Regions from separate parts of the Mus musculus genome. Here region 2 is linked to region 1. A link is a loop called in an ENCODE intact Hi-C map of the cell type or tissue named here. Cell type or tissue: left cerebral cortex. All regions are shown on one strand.

Evidence for each region. A loop is a pair of places that touch in the nucleus more often than their neighbours do. Peaks named below come from ENCODE experiments on the same cell type or tissue, not always from the same donor. Only the 100,000 strongest peaks of a DNase experiment are listed, where the experiment ranks them.
Region 2: it touches region 1 in a loop (5-fold over the local background); 22 of 42 quality-filtered maps call a loop at or near these places.

The regions. Positions count from the first base shown.
Region 1 is chr10:79,956,609-79,964,608 of GRCm38, forward strand. It overlaps Wdr18 (WD repeat domain 18), which reads left to right and starts at 3,544. Exons shown (of 10, transcript NM_175450.4): 1 at 3,544-3,764; 2 at 4,394-4,504. The coding sequence starts at 3,555. In left cerebral cortex, CTCF peaks have their summits at 1,714 (motif pointing left), 2,472 (motif pointing left) and 3,465 (motif pointing right); DNase peaks (open chromatin) are centred at 1,711, 3,022 and 3,407; H3K4me3 peaks cover 1,457 bases; H3K27ac peaks cover 500 bases.
Region 2 is chr10:79,880,240-79,888,239 of GRCm38, forward strand. It overlaps Prtn3 (proteinase 3), which reads left to right. Exons shown (of 5, transcript NM_011178.2): 2 at 189-354; 3 at 797-938; 4 at 1,696-1,926; 5 at 2,579-2,935. The coding sequence ends at 2,737. It overlaps Elane (elastase, neutrophil expressed), which reads left to right and starts at 6,073. Exons shown (of 5, transcript NM_015779.2): 1 at 6,073-6,159; 2 at 6,475-6,631; 3 at 6,744-6,885; 4 at 7,327-7,560; 5 at 7,678-7,977. The coding sequence starts at 6,096. The coding sequence ends at 7,878. In left cerebral cortex, a CTCF peak has its summit at 3,612 (motif pointing right); a DNase peak (open chromatin) is centred at 3,610.

The DNA of each region.
Region 1 (8,000 bases):
GGTTAGGCAGTGACAGAATGGAAACATTGGGGCTACTGTATGGGGAATTATGTTTGTGCCTCAGTTTCCCCTGATGCAGCTCCCTCAATCATTGGTGGTTCCTTCCATTTTTTCAGAGGTCTGGCAACTGGGTGGTCTCAAACGCCCAAGTGTGGCTTTTGTTCTTAAAGCCTACACAACTGGACTATCCTCATTCCAGGGGCTGGGCTGGAGGCGGGCTGACCTCTAACCTCAGAGTCTGCCTGGCCACCCACCCCCAGGGAAGGAACGTGACCAAGCCTCAAGGGCTGGCCTGCTGCAGGAGAGCCTGCCCCAGCTGCTGTCCCTGCCCAGCACCCTAGAATGGAGGCTGAGAAAGCTTCAGGTCAGATAGGGATGTACCTGGGGCCTGAAGCACATGAACCCATCAGCCACAGGTTGTTGGGGCGTGGGGGGAGGCAAGGAACCAGTGGACTAGATTCCTACAAGGAGCTCACCCACCATTCAGACCTGACAAGTGGAACTTTGCACCCAAGTTCAAGCTCCCAAGTTGGCCTTTGACACACATACCTGACCCCCGTGCTGAGGACCCAAAGAAGATAGATTGTCTTCTATCTTTCTTTTATTTCTTATTATCTATTTAAATTCTGACATGGGGTCTCATGTACCCAGACTAGCTTCAAAGGCACCAAGTAGCCCAAAATGACCTCAGATTCCTGGTCCCAAGTGTTTGCAATGACACCTGTGCACCCATGCTTGTTTTCTGTGACACTGGGGATGAAACCCATCCAGGGCTTCATGCTGCTAATCCAACCCCCTCTACCAACTCTTCTACCCCCACTACTGAGCCCTTTCTTTCTTTCTTTCTTTCTTTCTTTCTTTCTTTCTTTCCTTCCTTCCTTCCTTCCTTCCTTCTCCTTCTACCCCCACTACTGAGCCCTTTCTTTCTTTCTTTCTTTCTTTTCTTTTCTTTTCCTTCCTTCCTTCCTTCTTTCCTTCCTTCCTTCCTCTCCTTCTCTTTCTTTTTGTTTTTTTCAAGACAGGGTTTCTCTGTGTAGCCCTGGCTGTCCTGGAACTTACTCTGTAGACCAAGCTGGCCTCGAACTCAGAAATCCGCCTGCCTCTGCCTCCCAAGTGCTGGGATTAAAGGCGTGCGCTACCACTGCTGCCTGGCTGAGCCATCTGTTTCTTGTTTCATTGTTTTTTAAATTAAATATGTATGTATCTGTGGGGGGGGGGTACATTCACTGGCATGCAGGTCCCTCTGAGTGCCAAAGGTGTTGGATCCCTGGAGCTGGAGTTACAGGTGACTGTGAACCACCCTGGAGAAGGTGCTGGGAACTGAACCCAGGTATCCTGCAAGAATAGCAAGTGCTCTTACCCACTGAGGCAGCTTGAGATAACCTCTCATTTCTCTTCTTAGTCACACTTTAGCATTAAAAGTAGCTTCATCCTAGCTCATAGGCAGCTGAGGTAGGAGTGTCTGGTGTTTAAGAACAACCTGAGCTTAAACCTTGGGGAATAAATTTCCTCTCTCCCATAATGAAGTAGCACATGACTGTCCCCTCTAACGTTCTCAAATGCAGCTCTACATGCTCCATCCTCTGCCAGACCTGTGTCTGTGCCACTGGACAGCACCTTGTTCCTGAGTTTCTTGCTCAAAGTGGTGCCTTCTCTTGAGAACCACCTACCGTGTCCTCCCTGTTCCCCCGCAGCTCGAGCCTGCCATCTTGGGGCCACATTGGGTGACACGCCTCACTCGGACTCGTTTCCTCTCTTTCTGGCCTGAGGTCGCAGGGTCGCTGAGTCCAATGCTTGCACCCAGCATGCAACCTTGCTCCCTTCACAGGCCCAATAGCTGCTCTTAGACCCAGCTCACCATCCCACCGTGCGTCCAGCTCTGCTGCCACGGCAGGCGCAGCGCTCTGGCAGCCACATTCCCAGCTGCGATTCCACAATTGCTTGCAATCTCCTTTACTAACAGCACATGGAGGGAGGGAGGGAGGGAGGGAGGGAGGGAGGGAGGGAGGGGACACTTGGTTTTAGACCTGGCCTATGACCAGCAGCTGTGACCCGAGGCTAAAGGTTGCTTGGCTAGAGATTGACCTTTTGGGTCTACACGGAGTGAACCGAATACAAATTTGAAATTTATGGCTCAAAAGAGGAAAGGGCAAAGAAGCGGCAAATCCATAAAGGGCGTGGGTCGATTGGTAAGAGTTTAATCACCAATTCACCTCAGCCAGACATATTATCCTTGATGAGTATGTAGCCTGATTTTACATGCAGTAAGTCACTAACTTCATTTGGTCTAAATAAAGTATAAAGATCAGTGGTTTATATTTTTGCTATAAAACAAGGTTTAAAAAGTAAACCGGGGGCTGGTGAGATGGCTCAGTGGGTAAGAGCACCCGACGGCTCTTCCAAAGGTCTGGAGTTCAAATCCCAGCAACCATATAGTGGCTCACAACCATCTGTAACAAAATCTGACTCCCTCTTCTGGAGTGTCTGAAAACAGCTACAGTGTACTTACATATAATAAATAAATAAATCTTTAAAAAAAAAAAAGTAAACCGGTTTCAGAGGGAAAGCCAGGAAAGGGGACAATATTTGAAATGTAAATAAAGTAAATATCTGAAGAAGAAGAAGAAGAAGAAGGAGGAGGAGGAGGAGGAGGAGGAGGAGGAGGAGGAGGAGGAGGAGGAGAAGAAGAAGAAGAAGAAAAGAAGAAGAAGAAGAAGAAGAAGAAGAAGAAGAAGAAGAAGAAGAAGAAGAAGAAAGAAGAAGAAAAGAAGAAGAAGAAGAAGAAGAAAAGAAGAAGAAGAAAAGAAAGTAAATAAACCGGTCACCGGTGGTGGAGGCTCAAGGCCACCCAGCACATAAAGAGACACTGTCTCGAAAAGAAAGAAGGAAAGAAAGAAAAAAAGAAGGAAAGAAAGAAAAAGAAAACAAAAGAAAGAAAAAAAAAAGACAAACCCAGCAAACAGGTAGCAAAAATACCTTCCACTACACAGAGGTAATACAGTGCTGACCGGCCAGGGACTCCCCAGTCTTCTACGCATGTGCAGGAATCCAGTTTTGTTTTGTTTTGTTTTGTTTTGTTTTGTTTTGTTTTGTTTTGTTTTGTTTTGTTTTGTTTTGTTTTGTTTTGTTTTGTTTTGTTTTGTTTTGTTTTGTTTTGTTTTGTTTTGTTTTGTTTTGCCCCGCCCCGCCCCGCCCCGCCCCGCCCCGCCCCCGAAGAAGCTCCTGGTGTTCTTTAACCTGCTTGGCTGGGTCTAGCATTACGCCTTTCGCGCACTGGCTTGTACGCATGTGCAGGTCGTCTGGCTACGCCCTCTCACCTGCTGCTAGCTCCGCCCCAGAGCCGCGAACTTTTTACGCATGCGCACGTTAGGGCTCCTGGAACCCGTAAAGCACCAGGCAATCAACAGCCTCCTCGGCTTGGTGAAGCTACCGCGCATGCGTAGACTTTCCAGTTTGGCCTCTAGGAGGCGCTATGGCCGTTCTAGTCGGCCAGGAGCCATCTTAACAGTCTCTCTAAGGATGATGGGATTCAGGGGCGGGACTGGCAGAGCAAGATGGCGGCGCCCATGGAAGTGGTGGTGTGTACTGACGCCGCGGCACAGCTCTGGAGCTGCGTGGTGTGGGAGCTTCATTCGGGCGCCAACCTGCTCACCTACCGAGGCGGCCAAGCGGGGCCGCGAGGCCTGGCGCTACTCAATGGCGAGTACCTGCTGGCGGCGCAGCAGGGCAAGAACTACATCTGCGCCTGGGAGCTGCAGCGTAAGGTGTGGGGCCTCAGCGTCCGCGGGGCAGCCGAGAGTCCTGGGGCGCCGCCAGGGTTGGGGTCCCGGCGACCCTGGGGTGGCTGCGTGACAGGGCGTACTCGGAGGCCGAGGGGTTTTCTCCTAGGGAGATGGCGCCAACGCACGCGTGCTCAGATGAAGATCGATGGCGAATCCGCTTTTGCACGCTTGTAGTGTTAGGGACGCCAATTTTGATGCAGAAGGGAAAATGGGGTCCGTTAGAGGTCATGCTTTTGGACAGCATGGCAGATCAGAGATCTTGAGGAGCCGCAGGAAGACAGAGACCGACGGCCCGTCCTTTTGTTACCCTCGTAAAGAGTCGCAGATCTTCATAGTCAGGACTGACTGAGGCCTGGGGTTACTGGTTCTGATGTTTCTGGAACACAGAGCTTCCTTCTTGTCCGCTGGGATCCCTACTGCTGAGCCCTGACCCTGCCCTTCACTGGGAGGTTCTAGGCAGTGGTTCTAACCCTGAGCCGCACCGACAACCCCTCACTTGAGCAGTCTGTCTCCCCAACCCCCTTACTCTTGCTCTCTGTACTAAAAACTTTAACCTTCCATTGCCTCCGTTCTGATACTCACATAGTTTGTCTTGTATCCTGTGTCCCTAGGATCAGCTCCAACAGAAAATCATGTGTCCTGGGCCTGTCACCTGTCTGACCACAGCACCTAATGGCTTGTATGTCCTGGCAGGAATTGCAGAGAGCATCTACCTGTGGGAGGTGAGAACAGCTTGTCACACGTATGTGTCACTTGGGAATGCTAGAGAGTAAAACTGGTTGGTGTCCAGTTTTACCTGAGGTAGGCAGGTGGTCTTGGAGATCTTACCCATGACTTCTGAAAACAAAAATGTGGCCATGTCTATAGGGTCCTCATTTGTGACTGAGATACAGGACAGTGTTCAACCTGCTGGTGGCTCTAGTGCTGTCGTGAGCAACCAGGAAAGAAACTTAGAAAAGGGCAGTGACCAGAATTAGTACAGAGGAGGAGGAGGCAGGAACCAGAAGCAGTGCAGAGGAGGAGGAAAGCATTTATTTACACTTGTGGTTTATATGAGGGAAGTCAGCGCAGGAAGCAGAAAGTCAGTTAACATCCATAGTCAGCAGCAAAGAGAAATGCTCCCGTGATTGACTACACTTGTTGCTCTTGCAGAGGACCTGGGTTCAATTCCCAGCACCCACAGAATGGCTCACAGCCATCCATAACTTCAGTTCTAGAGAACTTGACACCTCTTTTGATCTCAGTAGGCACCAGACTGCCCACTGCATGCACATACAGGCACGCAGGCAAAATACTCATAAAGGAAATAAACCTGAAAAAAGAAAGAAAAACTGTCTACTGAATGAGAGAGCTGGCTCAGCAGTTAAGAACATTGGCTGCTCTTTCAGGGGATCCAGGTTTAGTTCACAGCACTCACATGGCAGCTCACAACTGTCTGTAGCTCCAGGGAACTAAGCACCTTCAAATCTGGCCTCTGAGAGTACCCCTAGACCTACAAAGAAATTTAAAGCCTGGCAGTGGTGGCACACGCCTTTAATCCCAGTCCTTGAGAGGCAGAGGCAGGTGAATTTCTTAGTTCAAGGCCAGCCTGGTCTACAAAGGGAGTTCCAGGACAGCCGGGTCTACACAAAGAAACCCTGTCTCTAAAACCAAAAAAAAAAAATTTTTTTTGCCGGGCGTGCCTGGTCTGCAAAGTGAGTTCCAAGCTATACAGAGAAACCCTGTCTTGAAAAAACCAAAAAAAGAAAAAAGAAAAGAAAAGAAAAAAAAGAAATTTAAAATAAAACTATCCGGGGTCCTGAGAAATGATTCAGCAGTTAAGAGCACCGACTGCTCTTCAAGAGGTCCCAAGTTCAATTCCCAGCAACCACATGGTGGCTCACAACCATCTGTAATCCAATGCTGTCTTCTAGTATCTGGAGACAGCCACAGTGTACTCAAATATATAAAATGAGTAAGTAAACTTAAGAAAAAAAATAAAGTAAAACTTACCATAAGCCCAGTGATAGCCAGCCCCCCTTGTCTCACAGTCAGGCACAAAGGTACCAGCACCCTGCTTCCCACAGAGCCAGAGGTCCTTCTGCTGGCCCCAGCTGCCTGCCTCTGGGTCAGGACTAGTTAATAACCCTGGAGAACTGAAGGGTCCAGGCTGTCCTGACCTGGCCTTATGTGGAGGGAAGGTGCCGGCAGCACAGAGCTGAGCTCAGCCATGTTTCTGCTCCTCCTGGCTTCATCTTCCTCCAAACCATGCCAGGACCTCCATGGCATTCTCAGCCCATGATGCTGAAGCTGGCTTGGGCAGAGAGGAAAACCAAAGCCAAGGTCTTACAGCCCCACAGCGTGGCTTGTGCTGCTGTGTACTGAGGGCCCCGTGTCTGAGACATCCCCTTTATTCTGTGCATATGTACATGCTTTGTACGGGAGTGTTTGCATGTAGGCAACAGGAAACACCTTCAGTGGTTGGTCCTTGCCCTCCATCTTGTATGGGACAGGATCCCACTGTTTCAAGTTTCCAAGAATTCTCAGAATGCCGTAGACAATCACTGTAGACTGGAGATCGGAAGGTGGATCTTCACATTTAAGTGGCAACTACATGTCCTTTGATTTTCGTTGTCAGTCTTATGTGGCCAGGCTGGTGTTGACCTCATTATGTAACCCTTGACTTCCAGACCCACCTGGTACCACCTCCCCAGTGCTGGGGTGGAGCCCAGCACCGAGCCTGTTGGGCAGGGACTCAACACTTGCCGTCTCAACCTTTTAAAGCACTCTTTAAACCCTTTGGTTTTTGGTCTTTTTGAGACAGGGTTTCTCTGTTTAACCCTGGCTGTCCCGGAACTTGATCAGTAGACCAGGCTGGCCTTGAACTAAGGGATCCACCTGCCTCTGCCTCCACCTCTGCTTCTGCCTCTGCCTCTGCCTCTGCCTCTGCCTCTGCCTCTGCCTCCACCTCTGCCTCCACCTCTGCTTCTGCCTCTGCCTCCACCTCTGCCTCTGCCTCCACCTCCGGAGTCTGCGGCTAAAGATGTGTGCTACTGCTGCCCCGCCTCTCTCAGCCTTTTAAAGCAGACTTTTTTTTTTTTTTTTGTATATGAGTATTTGCTTGCGTGTGTGTCTGGTGCCCTTTGGAAGCCAGAGGTGTAGGCTTCTCTGGTGGATGTGACCCTCCTTGTGGGTGCTGGGAATCAAACCCAGGTTCTCTGGAAGCACAGCCAGTGCTCTAACCACTGAACTATCTCTCCAGCCCCAGCTTACTTTTTTTTGTTGTTGTTGTTTTGAGACTGGAACTCACTCTGTAGACCAGGCTGGCCTCGAACTCAGAAATTCGCCTGCCTCTGCCTCACAAGTGCTAGGATTAAAGGCGTGCGCCACCACCGCCTGGCTCCCAGCTTACTTTCTTATGCGACCCAGGACAACCTTCCCAGGCTGGTACCATCCATAGGTGGAGGGCCCAGGTCAAACATTTAATTAAGATACTGGCCCACAGGGCAGCCTGGTGGAAGCAGTTTCTCAGTTGAGGTTCCTTCTTCCCAGGTGACTCTTGTTTGCCTCTCCAAGCCTAGCTTGGTGCCTCCTCTTGATGAAGGGCTGGCTGGCTTTTGCCCCACCATGGTGTCTTTAAAGATTTCTGATGGCCCCCAGGGGTACTGCCCAGCTCATAGGTTCTTGGGCTAAAGCTGATATGGGAATTGTCCCTTTCTCTGGGGTGAGGACCTGTAAGTCTCAGCATCTTTGTGACACCCAGGGGCCTCTGGGGCCTAAGGTTCTGCTGACAATTGTGGCCCACACTCTCTTGGAGATGTGAGCGTGTAGGTAGCCATGTTGTCTTTCTCCACCCTTAGTCAGCCCAGACACCCGACAGAAACTCAGCCCCCCTGGGCCTGGAACCCAACCTTTCCCCAGTGCAGGCCTGGGCTCACACACTGTCCCTTCTGCAGCCCCTAGGCCTCCCCCTGTTGCCCGTTGAGATGTCTAGACGCCAGCCTTAACTAACTCTTCCGCAGCATCGAGCGGCGTCTGTGCTGCCCAAGAGTGAGAACCTGCAGTCCTCGGCCCCTGTGCAGGCTGAGGGACCCTGAGCCAATTCCAGAAGTTCCGAACCCCCAGAATGGGGTCCTGCAGCTTCTCACAGCCCAGTGCCCCGCCCCTTGATGGCATGGGGTGCACACAGTCAAACTTTCTGTATCCTGCCTCTACAAGTGGCCCTGACCCTGTGGCAAA
Region 2 (8,000 bases), 76 kb before region 1:
CGCTGAGTTCAAGGCCACCCTGGACCACAGTGTGAGACACTATCTCAAAACAAAATAATACGTGTAGACTCAAGTCAGCCCCCGACTCCTCCCCAGGCACAGGTCACTTTAAAACCATAGGTAGAACAGACTGTGGCTCTCATGGCTGGAACCCTTCAGGCTGCATTCCTGACACCTACTTCCCCTAGGCGCAGTCCAGGCCTCCAAGATTGTAGGTGGGCACGAGGCTCGGCCCCACTCTCGGCCTTATGTGGCATCCCTGCAGCTGAGCAGGTTCCCTGGGAGCCACTTCTGTGGTGGCACCCTGATCCACCCGAGATTCGTGCTGACAGCCGCCCACTGCCTGCAGGACATGTGAGTTCAGGAGACAGCGAGGGAGTGGCAGGTCTGAACTGACAGCAAAGCCCTGGATGGGTACCTCATAGTCTCTTCCCCTTCCAAAGGCTCCCTCTAGACCTGCCTCAGCTCTTCCCCATGCGTTCTCCAGGAGATTATTTCAACAGAGACTTTCTCTCACCTAGAATCCCCCAGTGAAGGGGATAGGGGAGTGGTTAGGGTAAATATCCCTTCTAGAATTCCCCAGGGAAGGGTCTGTGGGCACGGTCAGGGTAGAGTTCCTCCTACCTGCCTAGAATCCCCCAGTGAGCGACTAGGGGGCGTGGTTATGGTAGAGCCCCACCTGGATTCCTCCCAGAGGGCGTGGTCAGGGGTGGAGCACTTGGTAACGTGTTGAAGGATCGATCCGGGTTCCATCCCTTTCCCTACAACAAACAACATCCCACAACCTTCACTGCAGCTCCTGGCAGCTTGTGACAGTGGTGCTGGGTGCCCACGACCTGCTGAGCTCGGAGCCTGAGCAGCAGAAGTTCACCATCAGTCAGGTCTTCCAGAACAATTACAACCCCGAGGAGAACCTCAATGACGTGCTTCTCCTCCAGGTAGGTCGGGTTCTGGGGATCCATTGCTGCAGAAGACACGTAGGGAAAACCTACTGTGTGCCATGCTAGGACCATGGAGCCGTCATAGTGTGGGACCCGGGTCTGTCCCTTAGCTTCTGACCTGGCTGGCTGTGTTTCCTGTCTGGTGCGCTTGGTTAGTGGTCCTGTTAGACCTGGGCCTGGGGTTAAGCCTGTGGCTAGCTTGAGGTTTGGGGTTAAGGTTACTAGAGCCAAGATCAGATATAGGATAAGGATGGTTAAATTAGGGTTCGATCTAAGTCCTGGTGGAGGGGTATGGCCTATGGTCCACATGATGCTAACTTTAGGATTGCTGCTTGGACTCGGCCCAGGCTGAGAGCTAAGGGTAAGGCTAAGTTTTGGTTACCGTTATGGCTAATGACTAGGCCATGGGTAGGGCTCAGTTAGGCTTAGGGCTATGGTCAGTGTTTAGTTAAAGGGGAAACTGAGCCTGAGTAAGGGTCTGGGTCAGAATTAAAGTTAAGGCATTGAATTGAGTTTGGGCACTGCACAGCATTCAATGTGACCTCTTGTTATCTTTACTCTGCACCATGCCGGACATATCAACAGCTCTCTACAGAGCTTCCTCCAAAGGGCTAAGACTGTTCACCAAAGACGTTTTGAAGCTCTGCACAGATCAGGGTATTCAGCTGCTGCACTCCAAGCGCCGGGGATATGGGGTTTCTAGAAAGGGCAAAAGAGTGGAAGAGACGAGTCCTCACGTCCTTTTTTCCTATAGCTAAACCGGACAGCCTCCCTGGGCAAGGAGGTGGCGGTGGCTTCTCTGCCCCAGCAGGACCAGACTCTGTCCCAGGGCACCCAGTGCCTGGCCATGGGCTGGGGTCGCCTGGGCACCCAAGCACCCACGCCCCGTGTGCTGCAGGAACTGAACGTCACGGTGGTCACCTTCCTATGCCGGGAACACAACGTGTGCACGCTGGTGCCACGGAGGGCAGCAGGCATATGCTTCGTGAGTACTCAGCTCGGTCGCAGGAGGCGTGGCCTGTGATGGATCCCCATGAAGGGCGGGTCCAAGGGCGAGGCGATTCTTTGGGACGGGGCCTGCGGTGGGGCTGGCTTATGATTCGGTTCCGTGGCCTGTGGGGGAGGGCGAGCCTTATGGAAGGTGGGGGTCATCGGAGGGGCAGATCCCAGCTGACTGTGGGTCCCTAGAAATCTGGATGTCTGGGGTGGAGAGATGGGGATGCCTGGGCTAGAAGGAGGGCTAGTGGGTGACCTGGAGGGTGGGCTCCATGGGCTGGGAGGCGGGCTCTTGGAGGGCAGGGTTTTGCGGAGCCCGGGTTTCGAGGATAAGTGACATCTGAGAAAGTTGGGCATCTGAATATGGCTGCACTGCCTGTCTGTCCCATTCTCACGCATGGTCTGTACCCATCTCCAAGCACCAGTTGTGGCGATCAGCCATCTGTCGACCAGTCCCGGGCCTGTGCAACATATCAGGCATTCCTGTGTACTTGGCACCTTTGTGTGCCTCCCTTTTGGGCCCACTTAGACTGTATCCAACAGGAAGCTAATGAACGCCTCCTGGTCATCCCGTGGGACTCAAATACCCTCATCCTGGCTGACTTCTGTCAGCTTGGGGACTGATCCCTCTTCTACCTCAGGGAGACTCGGGCGGCCCCTTGATCTGCAATGGCATTCTTCATGGAGTGGACTCCTTCGTGATCCGCGAATGCGCCTCCCTCCAGTTCCCTGATTTCTTCGCCCGGGTGTCCATGTATGTGGACTGGATTCAAAACGTGCTGCGGGGCGCAGAGCCCTGAGGTGCCCTTCTGCGCTCCAGGCAGCCTAAAGCTGGGGCGACCAGCAGGCTCTAGTGGGAAAAAAATGGAGTGGGGTGGACTAGACCTTTCCAGGCTTTTCTTTCACCCACGCACCCACCCACGCAGCACCCCCTGGAGTGGAGTCAGCTCTGTTCCCTATTCCATATGACCTCAATAAAAACTGAGACATATTTAAAAGCTGTTTCCTGTCTGTTTTACCCCGCATAGACTTGGGATCTATGGCCAGAACCTCAGTGCCAGAGGCCCCGGATACACTATGTAGAAAAGAAAAGGGTGGAGGGGACCCAGGCTCACACCTCAGCCACAGATGTTGGAACCACAGGGGCTGCGTTCAGTCCTCCTGTATGACCCTGAGCTTCTCACCTCTGTGCCCCAGTTTCCTCAAACAGAACCCGGATACATCCCAGAACCAGATGAGGAACTGTGGCTGGTGGGGTATGGCGAAGTGTTCCCTAGCTCTAGGCTTCTCGAGGGCCTGGCTCTTTCCACGTCGTTGGGGGGCGGGGCACTGGGCATCTCGAGGCCTGAACATTGTGATCCAGTTAAAGCAGACAGGAAGGCTTCCTGGTGGGGGAGGCAGGATGGACAGCAGTGGGAAAGCCAGGAGCTGGGTGAAGGGAAACGAGGTGAGCACAGAGAGGCCAGAAAAATGAACAGCTTTGCTCCTGGAGAGGCCGACGTGGGAAAACTCCCGCTTTCCCCAGAGGTAGAGAAAGGAGTTGGAGCTATCCAGGGAGAAGGGAAGGAGGTCACAAGCCAGCCCTGGAGGAGTAAGAGAGGGACGGACTCAAGGCAGAACCTTCAGAAGTGGGAGGCGGACGATCTCTGACTTTTTTTGGTGCAGTCACCAGGTGGCGCTGTGCTTATTCCGACAGGCTGGAGTCCACAGGCGTATTCCTTCTCTAACCTTGTTTTGGTTTTGGGAGACAGGCTCATGTAAGCCCAGGCTAGCCTCTAACCTCCTGCGCAGCTGAAGAAGACCATGAGCCCCGGATCCTCCTGTCTCCGCCTCCCGAGTGCTGGGATGGCTTGTGTGCCATTGCTCCTGGTTTATGTAGTGCTGAGGCTGAGCCCAAAGCTTGGTACACACATGGCAAGCAGGCTGCTACTGAACCCCAGACCCCATGAGGGGTGGGTTCCCACGTCTCATCTATCGCTGTGTCGGGATTTTTTTTGTAGAGCCTCTGAGGGTCTGGGGACACTAAGCAGAGGTCAAGGAAGAACTTCACTTATAGAGGGGTTCTGGGCCTAAAGTTCCACAGCAGGGGACTGGAAATATAAGCCTAAAGGCACACTAACCGTACACAGACAGGATGGGTGAGCATAGTATACAGCTGGTGCTCAGTAAGTGCAGCTGTGGTTAAGTCTAATCTGACATGTAGCTTTGTTTGCCCTGTACCTCTCTCTCTCCATGTGACATGGGTGGTGTATAAAGTAGGTGCTCACTGTGTGGGAGGAAGGGAAACCAGTTAGTATGTGTCCGAGGGAGACAGGGAGACAGGGCAGATACTGAGTGCCCAGTTTGCTGGGTAAGGAGGGCACTGCTCCTCTTGGGATCCTAAGGATAGAGGAGTCCAGCATGGCTGGTGTTGGGCCCTGGCATCCTGCCCACCTGCTCAAGTCAGTTGGATTTCACCCAGCCCCGTGCCCCATGCCCCGTCCTGGAGATGGGACGTTGGTTTTGCAACAGCCTTGGCTGTGGCTCCTGGGAGAGACAGGAGGGGGAGCTTACCACAGAGTGGGGGCTGGGCCCCAGGTCCTGTTTCTATTATGGGAGAAGAGTACACCCCTTGTGTGGTTCCAGATTGTGCTGGTGGATCAACAAGCCAATTCCAGTATTTTAAAAGATTCATCCTTGTTCTTCTGTTACTCTAGAACCACTCCTGGTACCAACTTCTGTATTAGTCAGGGTTCTCTAGAGTCACAGAACTTATGGATAGTCTCTAGATAGTAAAGGAATTTATTGATGACTTACAGTCGGCAGCCCAATTCCCAACAATGGTTCAGTCGCAGCTGTGAATGGAAGTCCAAGGATCTAGCAGTTACTCAGTCTCACACAGCAACCACACTCAGGCAACTGCTGAGGACAGCACTTCCTTCTCATGGGTGCCAGGCTTGGATAAGGTCAGGCAGGACCGTGTGTCATGAGGAGCAAGCCATAAATTAGGGGCTGAGCTGGCTGCCATGTGCTGTCTAGTCCTGAACCCCAGGTTAAAAAGACCCACTGTCCTGGGAATAGATGTTCACACCCTTAGTCCCAGCACTGAGGAGGCAGAGGCAGGTGGATCTCTGTGAGTTCCAGGCAAGTCTGGCTACACACACACTCATGCACACATATATTCACACACACATGCACACACACAGAAACTCTTTTATAGGTATGTGTTGCTGTTATTACTATACCTGAGGTAAACTGAGGCAGAGAGATTGGCCTTCAGATATAAGTTGTAGATTAGGGCACCAAGTGGGCACGGAGGTGCTCACCATCATCCCAGCACTCACGAGGTGGAAGCAGGGGGATTAAGGGTTTGAGACTAGCCTGGGCTACGTGAGATTTTGTTTGTTTGTTTATATATTTATTTACTTATTTAATTTTGAGATAGGGTTTCTTTGTCTAGCCCTGGTTATCCTGGAACTAGATCTGTAGACCAGGCTGGCCTCAAACTCACAGAGCTCCACCTGCCTCTGCCTCTGCCTCGCTGGTACTGATTTTAAAGGTACATGCCACCACTACCTGGCCCTAAGTTTTTTTTGTTTTTTGTTTTTTTTTTGTTTTTTTGTTTTTGTTTTTCAAGACAGGGTTTCTCTGTATAGCCTTGGCCTGGAACTCACTTTGTAGACCAGGCTGGCCTCGAACTCAGAAATCTGCCTGCCTCTGCCTCCCGAGTGCTGGGATTAAAGGTGTGCGCTACCAAGCCCGGCTCTTTTTTTTTTTTTTTTTTTTTTTTTTTGAGATCCCATTTTTAAAAAAAAGAAAAGAAGGAGGCAGAGGCAGGTGGATTTCTGAGTTCGAGGCCAGCCTGATCTACAAAGTGAGTTTCAGGGCAGCCAGGGCTATACAGAGAAACCCTGTCTCGAAAAACCAAAAAGAAAAAAACCAAAAAAAAAAAAAAAAAGAAGATGGATGTCTGCTGAGTTTTCATTGGTATTCAGCAGCATGGATGATGCTGACATGGAGACCCTGAGGGGCACACATCTCTCCATGACACCCCCACTGTCGTGTCCCAGGGAGGAAGTAGGGCTGTGGCCAGGATGGGGCAATACAACGGCCTCTGGTTCCAGCTATAAGTATGGCTGTTAGGTAGGGATGTGGGGAGCCGCGAGAACACAGCCCACCATGGCCCTTGGCAGACTATCCAGCCGGACTCTGGCTGCCATGCTACTGGCATTGTTCCTGGGTGGTGAGTGCAAACAGACACATGTCCACCCTTCTGACCTCTGGTCCATCTCTTTCATCTACTTGCACATCTGCCAGGACCCCAGGAAAAGATGTGAAGGTTTATAATGGCAAAGCCACGATCAGGAAACTGGGTTTCTAAGGAAACTGGGGTTCTAAGCCTGAGGGTGGTTACTGTGAAGGCACTGGGTCTCAAGTCTAAGGGCAACCTGGGCTAGGTCCCTTGTCTTTTCTCTGCCTCAGTTTCCCTAGCCAGCCTTGTGAGTTCTCACTGAGGGCCCCAGCAGCTCAGGGCTCACTCTTCTTTGTGTGTTCTCAGGCCCAGCACTGGCCTCAGAGATTGTTGGTGGCCGGCCGGCCCGGCCCCATGCTTGGCCCTTCATGGCATCCCTGCAGAGGCGTGGAGGTCATTTCTGTGGTGCCACCCTCATTGCCAGGAACTTCGTCATGTCAGCAGCCCACTGTGTGAACGGCCTGTGAGTCCCCTTCCTTCCCCTCTTAGCCCTCAATGTCCATGCGGGTCAGACTGGGGTCAAGAGGTCAGGTGGGCATTCCCAATAATTCTCCTTCCCTCTCCATTGCCCTTAGAAATTTCCGGTCAGTGCAGGTAGTGCTGGGAGCCCATGACCTGCGGCGACAGGAGCGCACTCGACAGACCTTCTCTGTGCAGCGGATCTTCGAGAATGGCTTTGACCCATCACAACTGCTGAACGACATTGTGATTATCCAGGTGGGCCTGCCAGTTCAGGAACCTGAGCCTCGTGCAAAGGTCCCGAGGTCAGCTTAGGGAGAGTGCACTGCAGAACAGGCTGCAGGACAGGTACACACTGGGTCAACTGCAGTCATCACCCTCTGAGCCTGTTTCCAGCTCAGCACAGTGGAGAATTAACTATTCTGTGGGCTGAATGTTGAAGGCTTAAATGAGATAATATACAGAAAGCTCTGAGCAGTATTCAACCAACAAACTCTTATTTGTGCCTTTCCACACACTGACCCTGAAGCTTGGGGAACTCTTGGAAAATACTCACGTCTTCCTCTAGTTCTTAAATTTTTTCACCACTTGATGGTCAGGTACTAAGGAAAGTGGGGAGGGTTCTTATAAACTGTGCTCTGTGACTTCTTGGTGTTCTATGCCTCCCCCCCCCCCCCCCCCCCGTGTCTTCCACTGTAGCTCAATGGCTCCGCTACCATTAACGCCAACGTGCAGGTGGCCCAGCTGCCTGCCCAGGGCCAGGGCGTGGGTGACAGAACTCCATGTCTGGCCATGGGCTGGGGCAGGTTGGGCACAAACAGACCATCACCCAGTGTGCTACAAGAGCTCAATGTGACAGTGGTGACTAACATGTGCCGCCGTCGTGTGAACGTATGCACTCTGGTGCCACGTCGGCAGGCAGGCATCTGCTTCGTAAGTACCCTCTGCAGCAGCAGGGATAGTAGTCGGACCCCAGGGAGGACTTCCCAGTGCTGGAGCATGGGTAGGGGATGACTAGAGATCCAGCCTCTGACATGGACGCCTCCACAGGGGGACTCTGGCGGACCCTTGGTCTGTAACAACCTTGTCCAAGGCATTGACTCCTTCATCCGAGGAGGCTGTGGATCTGGATTGTACCCAGATGCCTTCGCCCCTGTGGCTGAGTTTGCAGATTGGATCAATTCCATTATCCGAAGCCATAATGACCACCTTCTTACCCATCCCAAAGACCGAGAGGGCAGGACCAACTAGGACCTGTCTGCACTCCCACCCCGCTCCCCTTGCTCCCTTGCTCCCCCCTCTACCAGAGACCTCTCCATTTTACTACAATAAAAGCAGCCTTTGTTTTGTACACTGGGTCTGATGTCTGCTGC